2 separate regions of the Homo sapiens genome follow, and region 2 is linked to region 1. Evidence: read pairs that join two places in POLR2A ChIA-PET (ENCODE). Cell type or tissue: PC-3. All regions are shown on one strand. Links, peaks and the distances in the headings refer to the core of each region. The heading gives the core; the rest is flanking DNA. Region 1 overlaps GNB1 (G protein subunit beta 1). Region 2 overlaps LOC105378589 (a long non-coding RNA gene).

The links. ChIA-PET counts read pairs that join two places held together with the same protein. Peaks named below come from ENCODE experiments on the same cell type or tissue, not always from the same donor. Only the 100,000 strongest peaks of a DNase experiment are listed, where the experiment ranks them.
Region 2: POLR2A ChIA-PET joins it to region 1 with 5 read pairs; 2 of 35 experiments call an interaction of 5 or more read pairs at or near these places.

The regions. Positions count from the first base shown.
Region 1 is chr1:1,856,073-1,861,449 of GRCh38, reverse strand. The region is part of intron 1 of GNB1 (G protein subunit beta 1); the gene reads left to right. Among named protein-coding and RNA genes, the nearest start is that of GNB1, 32 kb to the left of the region's middle. In PC-3, for the core only: a CTCF peak has its summit at 2,691 (motif pointing left); DNase peaks (open chromatin) are centred at 2,019 and 2,629; H3K4me3 peaks cover 684 bases; H3K27ac peaks cover 2,417 bases.
Region 2 is chr1:2,012,538-2,017,914 of GRCh38, reverse strand. LOC105378589 (a long non-coding RNA gene) reads left to right here. Exons shown (of 2, transcript XR_001737844.3): 1 at 1-2,734; 2 at 2,915-4,717. Among named protein-coding and RNA genes, the nearest start is that of GABRD, 4.1 kb to the left of the region's middle. In PC-3, for the core only: no CTCF peak of the experiment used is centred there; no DNase peak of the experiment used is centred there.

The DNA of each region.
Region 1 (5,377 bases), core at 112-5,111:
AGTACACAGGGTCTTGCTCTGTCACTCAGGCTGGAGTGCAGCGGTGGGATCATAACTTGCTGTAGCCTTGACCTCTGAGGCTCAGTGATCCTCCTGCCTCAGCTACAGATGTGCACCACCATGTCCAGTTAATTTTTAAAAAATTTTTTTGTGTGTGTGGAGATGAGGACTCTTTATGTTGCCCAGACTGGGCTCCAAGTCCTGGCTTCTAACAGTCTCCCTGCCTTAGCCTCCCACAATATTGGGATTATGGGCATGAGCCACTGTGCGCAGCTGTGCTGGGTTTTGTTCTGAGACACAAAGATTGGGAAGTCAGTTCCCTTTTTTTTTTTTTTTTTTGTGAGACAGAGTCTCGCTCTGTCGCCCAGGCTGGAGTGCAAGTGGCAGCATCTCGGCTTACTGCAACCTCTGCCTCCCGGGTTCAAGGGATTCTCTTGTCTCAGCCTCCCAAGTAGCTGGGACTACAGGCTCGTGCCACCATGCCCAGCTAATTTTTGTATTTTTAGTAGACATGGAGTTTAGCCATGTTGGTCAGGCGGGTCTCGAACTCCTGACCTCAAGCGATCTGTCCGGCTCGGCCTCCCAAAGTGTCAGTTCCCATTTTTGATGAGCGTGTAGTGTGTTACAGCTTACTGCAAAGTGGAGGGGCAGAGCAGTAGGTGAGGCTTTTGGGGTGGATTTAGAGCTGAGCTGCAGTCTGGTCGGTTTGTGGGGACTCTTCCTCCCTCTTTTTTTTTGAGACAGAGTCTTGCTCTGTTGCCCACAGGCTGGTTTGTGGGGACTCTTCCTCCCTCTTTTTTTTTTTTTTTGTTGGAGATGGAGTCTTGCTCTGTTGCCCAGGCTGGAGTGCAGTGGCGTGATCTCGGCTCGCTGCAAGCTCCGCCTCCAAGGTTGACACCGTTCTCCTGCCTCAGCCTCCCAGGTAGCTGGGACTACAGGCGCCCACCACCACGACTGGCTAATTTTTTTTTGTTTGTTTGTTTTTATTTATTTATTTTTTGACTAATTTTTTCAACTTTTATTTTAGATTCAGGGTTGCATGTGCAGGTTTATTTCCTGGTTATATTGCATGATGCTCAAGTTTGGGTATGAGTAATCCCATCACCCAGGTACTAAGCATAGTACCCAACAGTCAGTTTTCCAACTCTTGCCACCCTCTATCATGCCCCTGTCTAATAGTCCCCATTGTCTATTTTTGCCATCTTTATGTCCACAAGTCCCTGATGTTTAGCTCCCACTTATAAATGAGAACATGTGGTATTCAGTTTTTTGTTGCTGTGTTAATTCACTTAGGATAATGGCTTCCAGCTGCATCCATGTTGCTGCAAAGGACATGCTTTCATTCCTTTTTATGGTTGCTATTTTTTACTTCTTCTTTGTTTACTTTTTTTTTATTATACTTTAAGTTCTAGGGTACATGTGCACAACGTGCAGGTTTGTTACATATGTATACATGTGCCATGTTGGTGTGCTGTACCTATTAACTGGTCATTTACATTTACATTAAGTATATCTCCTAATGCTTTCCGTCCCCTCTCCCCCCACCCCACAACAAAAACTGAAAATGGATCCCTTCCTTACACCTTTTTTGTATTTTTAGTAGAGAACAGGGGTTTACCGTGTTGGCAAGGATGGTCGATCTCGATCTCCTGACCTCCTGATTTGCCCGCCTCTCGGCCTCCCAAAGTGCTGGGATTACAGGCGTGAGCCACCGCGCCCGGCCTGCCTCCCTCTTCTTTCCCACCCCTCTCCCCCACCCCACTTCTCCTTCCTCTCCCCTTTTCTCTCCTTTAGTTTACCCTGCTCCCCCTTTCTTTACATTTTCTTTCCTCCCCCACTCCTGCCAATCAGTCTCCGTTGGCGTCTCATCCCTGAGGGCAGATTCATGGCACCTTTATGTCTCCAAATGCCTTTAGGCCACGATACATAGTTCACATTCCCTTTATTGAATTTTTTTGTTTGTTTGAAGAGACAGGATCTCCCTCTGTTGCCCAGGCTGCTCTCAAAGTGCTGGGATTACAGGCTCACATGAGCCACCACGCCCAGCCCTTTGTTGAATCTTTCCATCTAAACAGTTTAACTATTTATGTCCTAGGAAGTTAGGGTAGCCATTTGAAAACTAATCCCCGTCGGGGCGTGGTGGCTCACGCCTGTAAGCCCAGCACTTTCGGAGGCTCAGGCGGGTGGATCACTTGAGGTCAGGAATTCGAGACCAGCCTGGCCAACATTGTGAAACCCTGTCTCTACTAATAATATAAAAATTAGCCGGGCTTTGTGGTGCATGCCTCTAATCCTGGCTACTTGGGAGGCTGAGACAGGAGAATTGATTGAACCTGAGAGGTGGAGGTTGCAGTGAGCTGAGATCGCGCTATTGCATTCCAGCCTGGGCAACAAGTGAAACTCTGCCTCCAAAAAAAAAAAAAAGAAAATAAATACCCATAAATTGAAGGAAACTGTATTTTATTTTTAAATAGCCACAATTACTAATGGGTTGTACAGCTTCTCAAACTTCAGAATCAGATTGGACTCCGTCCCACCCCACCCCTTGTTTCCTGTTCCATGTTGATTTCATGCAGAGCTTGCTTTTTTATCACAGCAGCCACTGCAAACAGGGCTTTATTAGGATGTGACGTCATCGGGAAGGGTGTAGCTCCATCTGCTGTTGGAGCACGAACCCCCTCGAGCTGTGGCTCCCTTGGTGTCCAGCAGCTGATGTTCTGCTGTGCTTCCCTTGGCTTTAAAATGTCTTTCGGTGTCCTCTGAGATGGCTGCAGTGTCCCTGGCATCTTGTTTGTTTTGGGAGCTTAGGCTTTCATGGCCCACAGTCTGGGCTGGACTCATCACTGTGGTCTGGTGAGTGGGGGTAGTATGTTCCCATGAGAAGGGGACCCACCCTCTGGAAGTACCTGGACAAGGGTGGAAGGAGGGATCTGTCCCTTTTTAAGAATCAAAATTAAGTCTTCGGGGTGCTGCCTGTCACCAGAGGGGAGGCCATAGGATGCCCAGGAAGAACCCAGGGATGAGGGACCACAAAGGGGCCTCTCCAACATGCAGAATATGGCTTCTATGGTACAAGTGGAATTTGTCATTGAAAAAAAATAAAATAGTTAAAAACGGACTTTTAGAAGACAGTCTGTGTTTTTCTTGACAGATGCGACAGATGAACTGAAAACAAATGACTTGTCAGAATAACAAGTGACTGCCTTTATTGGATGTTCCATGATTCTGGCCATGGCCTTCTCTCCTGTTTTTGACATAGTAGGCAGATAAGGCAGTGGGGATATTCATGAATGCTTTTAAAGAAAAGAAAAAACACCAGTGACTGTGCAGTTGTGTTTTTATTTTGTGTGTTTTGGGGACTGTAATTGTTCTGGATTCTCCATTATGGATCCATGTGTGCTGCTTTGTGGCATGTCCTCAGCTAGTGCAGTGCCAGAGGGAAGAATTGCAGTAGCCCCTGTACCCGTGGCCTTGTCTTTTGAGGTATGGCACCATAAAATATCACGGTACAGTACGAGAGAGACCACATTCCCATAACTTTTATTACGGTATGTTGTTATGGTGGTTCTGCTTGATTATTAGTTATTATTGTTAATTTCTTACTGTGCCTAATTTATAAATAAAACTTTGTTACAGGATTAAGTTCCTATCATTTGTATAGGAAAAAATACAGCATAAAGGAAAAAATGTAGTCTATATAAAGTGTGGTACTATCCACAGTTTATCTGGCATCCCCTGGGGGTCTTGGAGCATGTCCTTCTCAGATATGGGGGTACTGCTATAAGTGCACATGTAGAGAAGTTTGTTCCCATGTTAAAGATATCGTCATTGCTTGGCCTACCCATGTTCCCTTCTCAGGTACTCCACCCATTGTCCCTTTGGCAAGGGCAGCTGCCCACAGGACTTGCTGTATCCTCCCCAGTTCCACAGTGTACCAGCCACCTGGCCTGCAGACAGTGAGGGAGTGAGTTGGTGCAGAGGAGACTCTGGAGACAGAGACATGGCTGACATTTGATGATTGCTGTGATTTAGAATCCTAGGCTGCGTTGAACCCTGTACAAGATGACAGTGATTGGTTAATAGAGAGATTCACAGAGGAGCAGAGAAAGCACACTGGAAGGAGAGAGAGAGGAGCCAGCCAGCCCCAAGAGCCATCCGAGACTGGGTTCTTGGTTCCTCTTTCCACTTTCTCGTTTCCAGTTTAGTTTCCTTGGGACCTCTCATATTCCTCCTCTCCCCACTTCCCAGTGAGAACCTTGGCTAGACTGGGTAGACTTTTGAAGTGGGGGTAAAGTGAAGTCAGGAGTAGTTTTAATTTTCCATTTCTAGAATTAATGATTTCCTAAAAGATGTAGTTAATACCAAATTTCCCATTAAGGCTTCTCATTAATCAGCAGGATTTTGAGACAGGTGATTGGACAGTGAATTTAATTACCTGGTGAAAATACCTGAAGTGATTAAAATCAGAGTATGCTCTCCATATACCTGGGCTCTCCTGAATGTCTTTACGGTATTACTGTTTTGTAGGATACTTCCCTCAGAAGAGTGAACAGTACAAGAGCCTTTTTCTTGGGCCTTCTGAATTAATAATATTTTTTGTTTTAAATGAAATATCAACTGTTTTCAGAAATTACATTCTTGGTTGTCCCAACATATCACCAAACTGTTAATTGCTACATTAGGTGGGATTGTGGAGGGGGAGAGAGGAACATTAAGAAATTCTAGGCCAGGCGCAGTGGCTCATGCCTGTAATCCCAGCACTTTGGGAGGCCAAGGCGGGCGGATCACAAGGTGAAGAGATGGAGACTATCCTGGCCAACATGGTGAAACCCTGTCTCTACTGAAAATACAAAAGTTAGCTGGGCGTCGTAGCGCGTGCCTGTAGTCCCAGCTACTCGGGAGGCTGAGGCAGGAGAATCACCTGAACCCAGGAGGTGGAGGTTGCAGTGAGCTGAGATCAGGCCACTGCACTCCAGCCTGGCGACAGAGCGAGACTCTGTCTCAAAAAAAGAAAGAAAGAAATTCCGGGCCAGTGCAGTGGCTTATGCCTGTTATCCCAGCACTTCAGGAGATCAAGGTGGGAGGATCACTTGAGCCCAGGAGTTGGAGATCTGCCTGGGCAACATAGCGAGACCCCATCTCTAATTTAAAAAAAGAAAGCCCTATTCAGGAGGTTGTGGCAGGAGGATCACTTGAGGCTGAGAGTTTGAAAACAGCCTGGGCAATGTAGCGAGACCAGCCCATCTCTGAAAATATAAAAGTTAGCCAGGTGTGATGGCACATGCCTTTAGTCCTGGCTGCTCAGGAGACTGAGATGGGAGGATACTTGAGCCCAGGAATTTGAGGCTGCAGTGAGCTATGATGGTGCCACTGCACT
Region 2 (5,377 bases), core at 207-5,206, 160 kb before region 1:
GGGTTCCTGTCCGAGCCTGTGCTCTGCACACGTGCCCCTTCCCACGTGTCCCTTCCATGGATTAATTTAGGAGTTAATTCATGAAGAGGTGCCCAGAGCTTGGCCCGGCCCCCGGTGAGAGGCATTATTTTTATTCTTCCCCCTCCAGAACAGGGGTCTTGTCCGTCTTCTCCTTGGTGGTGTATTGGATGAAGTAGGTGCTCAGCAAATGTAGGAGGAGGTGCAGACTCCACATCTGCAAAGTCCATGCACCCACTGCGGCCAGCACGCCATCACTGCCTCCGGACAGTGCCCCGCCCTCCCTGTCTTTCCTTCCTGAGCTTTGGAACTAAGCAGTGAGAGTGGTTCATGGTCGCAATCCCTTCAATATCTGCGAAGAGCTTATCTGAGGATATCTTGGTGCTGATCACCTCTGAGAAGCAGCGTTGATCTTGACTCACTGGATCCGATTCATTCAGGATAAGCCACACCCTATTGCCATTTTCTTCACGCTCCTCTATTATCTGGGGCATAAAATTAACATTCAATTTTCTTCTTTTTCTTTTAAGAGACAAGGTCTTGCTCTGTGGCCCAGGCTGGAGTGCAGTGGCACGATCTCAGCTCACTGTAGCCTCCACCTCCCGGGTTCAAGGGATCCTTGCACCTCAGCTTCTGGAGGAGCTGGGACCACAGAGGCATGTCACTGCACCCAGATAATTTTCTATTTTTTGTAGAGATGGGGTCTCACTATGTTTCCCAGGCTGGTCTCAAACTCCTGGCCTCAAGGGATCCTCCCCCGTGGCCTCCCAAAGTGCTGAGATTGCAGGCATGAGCCTCCGTGCCCAGCCAATGTTGAACTTTTGCTGGAAAGTCGTGCTGTTGTGTGTATGTCAGTTGAAGCTGGGCGGGCATCTTAGCCAAATATCTGGTGGTTTGGTGGCATCAAATTGTCTCCTCTTCCTTCAGTCCTAGAGGCAAATGCATGTCCCATCCATCATTCACAGGTTTCTGCAAGGTTTGAAGTCTGCACACTTCATTTCCATTCTTTATTGTTCCTAACTGGTCTTTCTTTCTTTCTTTCTTTTTCTTTCTTTCTTTCTTTTTTGTTTTTGAGATGGAGTTTCGCTCTTGTTGCCTAGGCCGGAGGGCAGTGGCACTATCTCAGCTCATTGCAACCTCCACCTCCTGGGTTCAAGCAATTCTCCTGCCTCAGCCTCCCAAGTGGCTGGGATTACAGGCGCCTGCGACCATGCCCAGCTAATTTTTGTATTTTTAGTAGAGACAGGGTTTCACCATGTTGGCCAGGCTGGTCTCGAACTCCTGACCTCAAGTGATCGGCCCACATCGGCCTCCCAAAGTGCTGGGATTACAGGCGTGAGCCACCACACCCGGCCTCCTAACTGATGTTTCAGTTTGGATCTGAAGAACGGGAATTTTCATAATTTCTTTTTCAAGGTTTTTGAGAATTAGTTTGTTGCCATTTCCGAACTTCCATCCCATTGTGATGTGCATAACCAGTCGGCTTCCTTAGCCTCATCCTCCACCCAGGGAAGCTCCGACCACGCCAGCACCAGGAAGGCCAGCCGGGGAGCAGCCTGGCCCAGGGGTCAGGAGCCGGGGCCTGTGTGACTGGGGCCTGTGTGGCTGGCACCTGGTGGATGTGAGCCCCAGGACAGGGAGTTTCTGTGCCCATGAGATGGAAGCAGCTCACTTCTTGGCCCCTTTCAAGAATCTGGGAAGAGCTCCAGGAGTCAGAGGTCTGGGTGCCAGTCCCAGCTCTGCTCCAAACTGGCCGTGTGACCTCAGCGAAGTTATTTCCCAGTTTTGTTTTCTTCTTTTACAAAATGACAGGGTGAGAGTCGTGATTGGTTTTCTTAGTGTCAGAAGTGCTGAACTCTGTTAGAAAGCGTCTCAGGTTGTTTTGTTTGACAGTGACTACCCACTTTGCAGAGACCTGGGCTGCCCGCTCTCTGGGGAATACTGGAGGTTATGCCCCATCTCCTGTCCTGTGGGAGAACCCACCCTCCGAACGAGGCTCTGGTGAGGTTTTCACAATCAGTAACAAGGCCGATCTCCATCAATGGAAGTCTCCCCGTTTGAGATGGGGTGTGTGCTCCTTACCCAGGCTCCTGAACAAAACCCACCTCCTTGTCTTGGCACCACTGAGAGTGCACACCGAGGGGGCTCCAGCACCAGATTGTGGGAACAGTCACGAGAAAGCAGCTCAGACTTCACACCCAGAGCCCTTGATCCCTACACACCCAGTATTCCTTCACAGCGCTCTTCCTGCTTCCTGGACACGTGGAACTGCTTCTCCATCGGGGAGGATCCATCCAGAGCCCTTTGGGTGGGTGCTCAGGGCAATAGCTGCTGCCTCTTCCTTCTGCTCAGTGCTGGGAGGCGTTACACTTTCCCCATATGGCACGGAGCAGAACGTGCACCTTTGGCTCTGGAAGGAATGAACATCCTACCCGTTAGTTAGCCCTGGGAGTCACTGACTCGGTTCTTCCCTGGACACCAATGTCCTATGGAGCACACAGAAAGCCACGGAAGTGTGGTCTGCGGGTTGAGGTGGGTATTCAGATGCCAGCCTGCAGCCCACTTACATTGTTTCTTTTGGACTGACACCTTGCCGGATGCTCAGATGCCCACAGCGCAGGGGAAGGGACGGCCTAGAGTCCGAGGCGTGGGCAGGGAGCTGGCCCCCGTCCATTGCTGCAGCTCCGCAGCAGCAGGACAGCCCTGGGAGGTGGAGGTGAGTCACCGGGACCTGGGAGAGGAAACGGCGCTCGCTAAATTTAAACCTCCTTCCTGATGTATTTGTGAGGTTGTTCTGTTACTTTCCTGGGGAAATGCACCAAACAGAGAAAATGGCAGGGACACAGAGAAGAACGTTATCGAGTTAGGTGGTAATTATTAATCCTGTGATTTTCAGACGGACTCCGTTCATGTGGATAAGCAGAGGAAATTTGGCAGAAACGACCAAATGCAAAATACGTGTAGCAGCCTGAGACCGGCCGTCTACTGAAACAAAGGATGCAGTTCAGTCGGAAACCACGCTTAGCTGAGTAGCTGTCTTTAGCCATCCAGGCCCTGAGAACCAATGAACAACCCAGCTTGGCCGCTTAGAACATTTTTTCTATACTTGAGTTAAATAGATATCCAAGAACCATTACTCGTTTTTAATGTGGAGAAGTCGGTATTCTATTCTCGTGTTCTATGTTTTTTAAAGTGGCAATTTGAATTATTTCGTGCGATAGAAAACCTTAAACACAAAGTAACGTTTCTAACAAAAGGGCTGTCGATCAAGTGACAAACACGTCCTACTTTTAGATACAAGCACGACTGAGGCAACGGCACGAAGACGCCTAAAGTGGGCTGCTGGGGAGACAAGATCTGGCCGCGAATGGAACTCGCGGCAGCTCATTAACGGGACCGTCCAGCAGGAAGGTGGGTTGGCAGCCTTCTCCCAGGGCTCCCCACGATCCCTACCCCTGGTGTGGCGTGGCCTTCCTCCTCACATGTCGTCTGGACCAAGCAGTGTGTTGTTCTCATCCATAAAGAGTGATGGGCCGGGCACGATGGCCACACCTGTGATCCCAGCACTGTGGGAGGCTGAGGCGGGAGGATCTCCTGAGCCCAGGAGTTTGACACCAGCCTGGGTAGCATAGGGAGACCCTGTCTCTACAGAAAAAAAGTTAGCCAGGTATTCCAGAGGCTGAGGTGGGAGGATCGCTTGAACCCAGGAGGTGGAGACTGCAGTGAGCCGTGATCGCACCACTGCACTCCAACCTGGGCAACAGACTGAGACCCAGTTTCTAAAACAAATAATAAAAAGGCAGGGTGCAGTGGCTCATACCTGTAATCCCAGCACGTTGGGAGGCCAAGGTGGGCGGATCACTTGAGGTCAGGAGTTCGAGACCAGCTGGCCCACATGGTAAAACCCCATCTCTACTAAAATGCAAAAATCAACCGGGCACAGTGGCACACGCCTGTAATCCCAGCTCTTCAGGAGGCCGAGGCAGGAGAACTGGGAGGCAGAGATTGCAGTGAGCTGAGATCGTGCCACTGCACTCCAGGCTGGGTGACAGAGCTAGACACCATCTTGAAAAAAAATAAAAGTTAAATAAAAAGAGTGATGAGGCATCCTGAGATTCATTTATAAAATGCCGTGATTCAGGTCTCAGGGCACTGTCGCCCCTACTCACTTTGATGAAGCCAGTGCTGGGTTGCTGCTGAGGTGGGGAGGTTCATGGGCCAGGAACTGAAGGCAGCCATGAGAGCCAGACCCCTCCACCACCCCCAAGACAGCAGGGAACTCACTCCAACAGCCACCCTGGGATGCTGCCACAGCTGAGCCTGGAGGTGACCGTGACCCTGGCTGACGTCGGACTGCAGCTTTGTAAGGGAGACTGAGCCGGGACCCAGACCTACAAAAGCTGAGATGATAAACACTGTTTTAAGCTGCTGTGTGTCGCAGTGACTCGTGTGGTAGTGGATTTCTAGCAGAGCCGTCGTTCGTGTCTGCCTTCTCTCAGCTCAACACTCTGTAGGGCCACCCATGCCGTTGTGCATGTCAACGGTGGATTTTTTATTGCGAGTAATATTTCATTCCATTGCATGCTCACACCTCGGTTTGTTTAACTGTCTACCTGTTGATGAGCTCTGGGACATATGCAGTTCTGGGCTATTATGAGTAAAGCTGCTTTTAACATTTAAATACAAGTCTGTGTATGGACACATGTTTTCGTTTCTTTTGAATAAATATGTGTGGGATTACTGGGTTTCAAGGGGACTGTATGTTTAAGTTGGTAAGAAGCTGCCAATCTGCTTTCTTTTCTTTCTTTCTTTTTATCTTTTTGAGATGGAGTCTCACTCTGTCACCCAGGCTGGAGTGCAGTGGCGTGATCTCGGCTCACTGCAACCTCCGCCTCCCGGGTTCAAGAGATTCTCCTGCCTCAGCCTCCCGAGTAGCTGGGATTACAGGCGCACACCACCACACCCGCCTAATTTCTGTATTTTTAGTAGAGATGGGGTTTCACCATGTTGGACCAGGCTGGTCTCGAACTCCTGACCTCAGGTGATCCGCCCACTTCAGCCTCCCAAAGTGCTAGGATTACAGGCATGAGCCACCGCACCTGGCCTCCAATCTGCTTTCCAAAGTGGCTGTACTTTGTACTCCCTGCAGTAGTATGTGAGAGTTTAAGTTGCTCCAATGCTGATCAACACTTGACATTGGAAGTCTTTAAGTTTGACCATTTTATGACTGTGTGGAGGTATGTCATTGTGGGTTTAACATGCACTTTCTTTTCTTTAATTTTTTTTTTTTTTGAGACAGAGTCTCACTGTGTCATCCAGGATAGAGTGCAGTGGCGAGACCTTGGCTCGCTGCAACCTC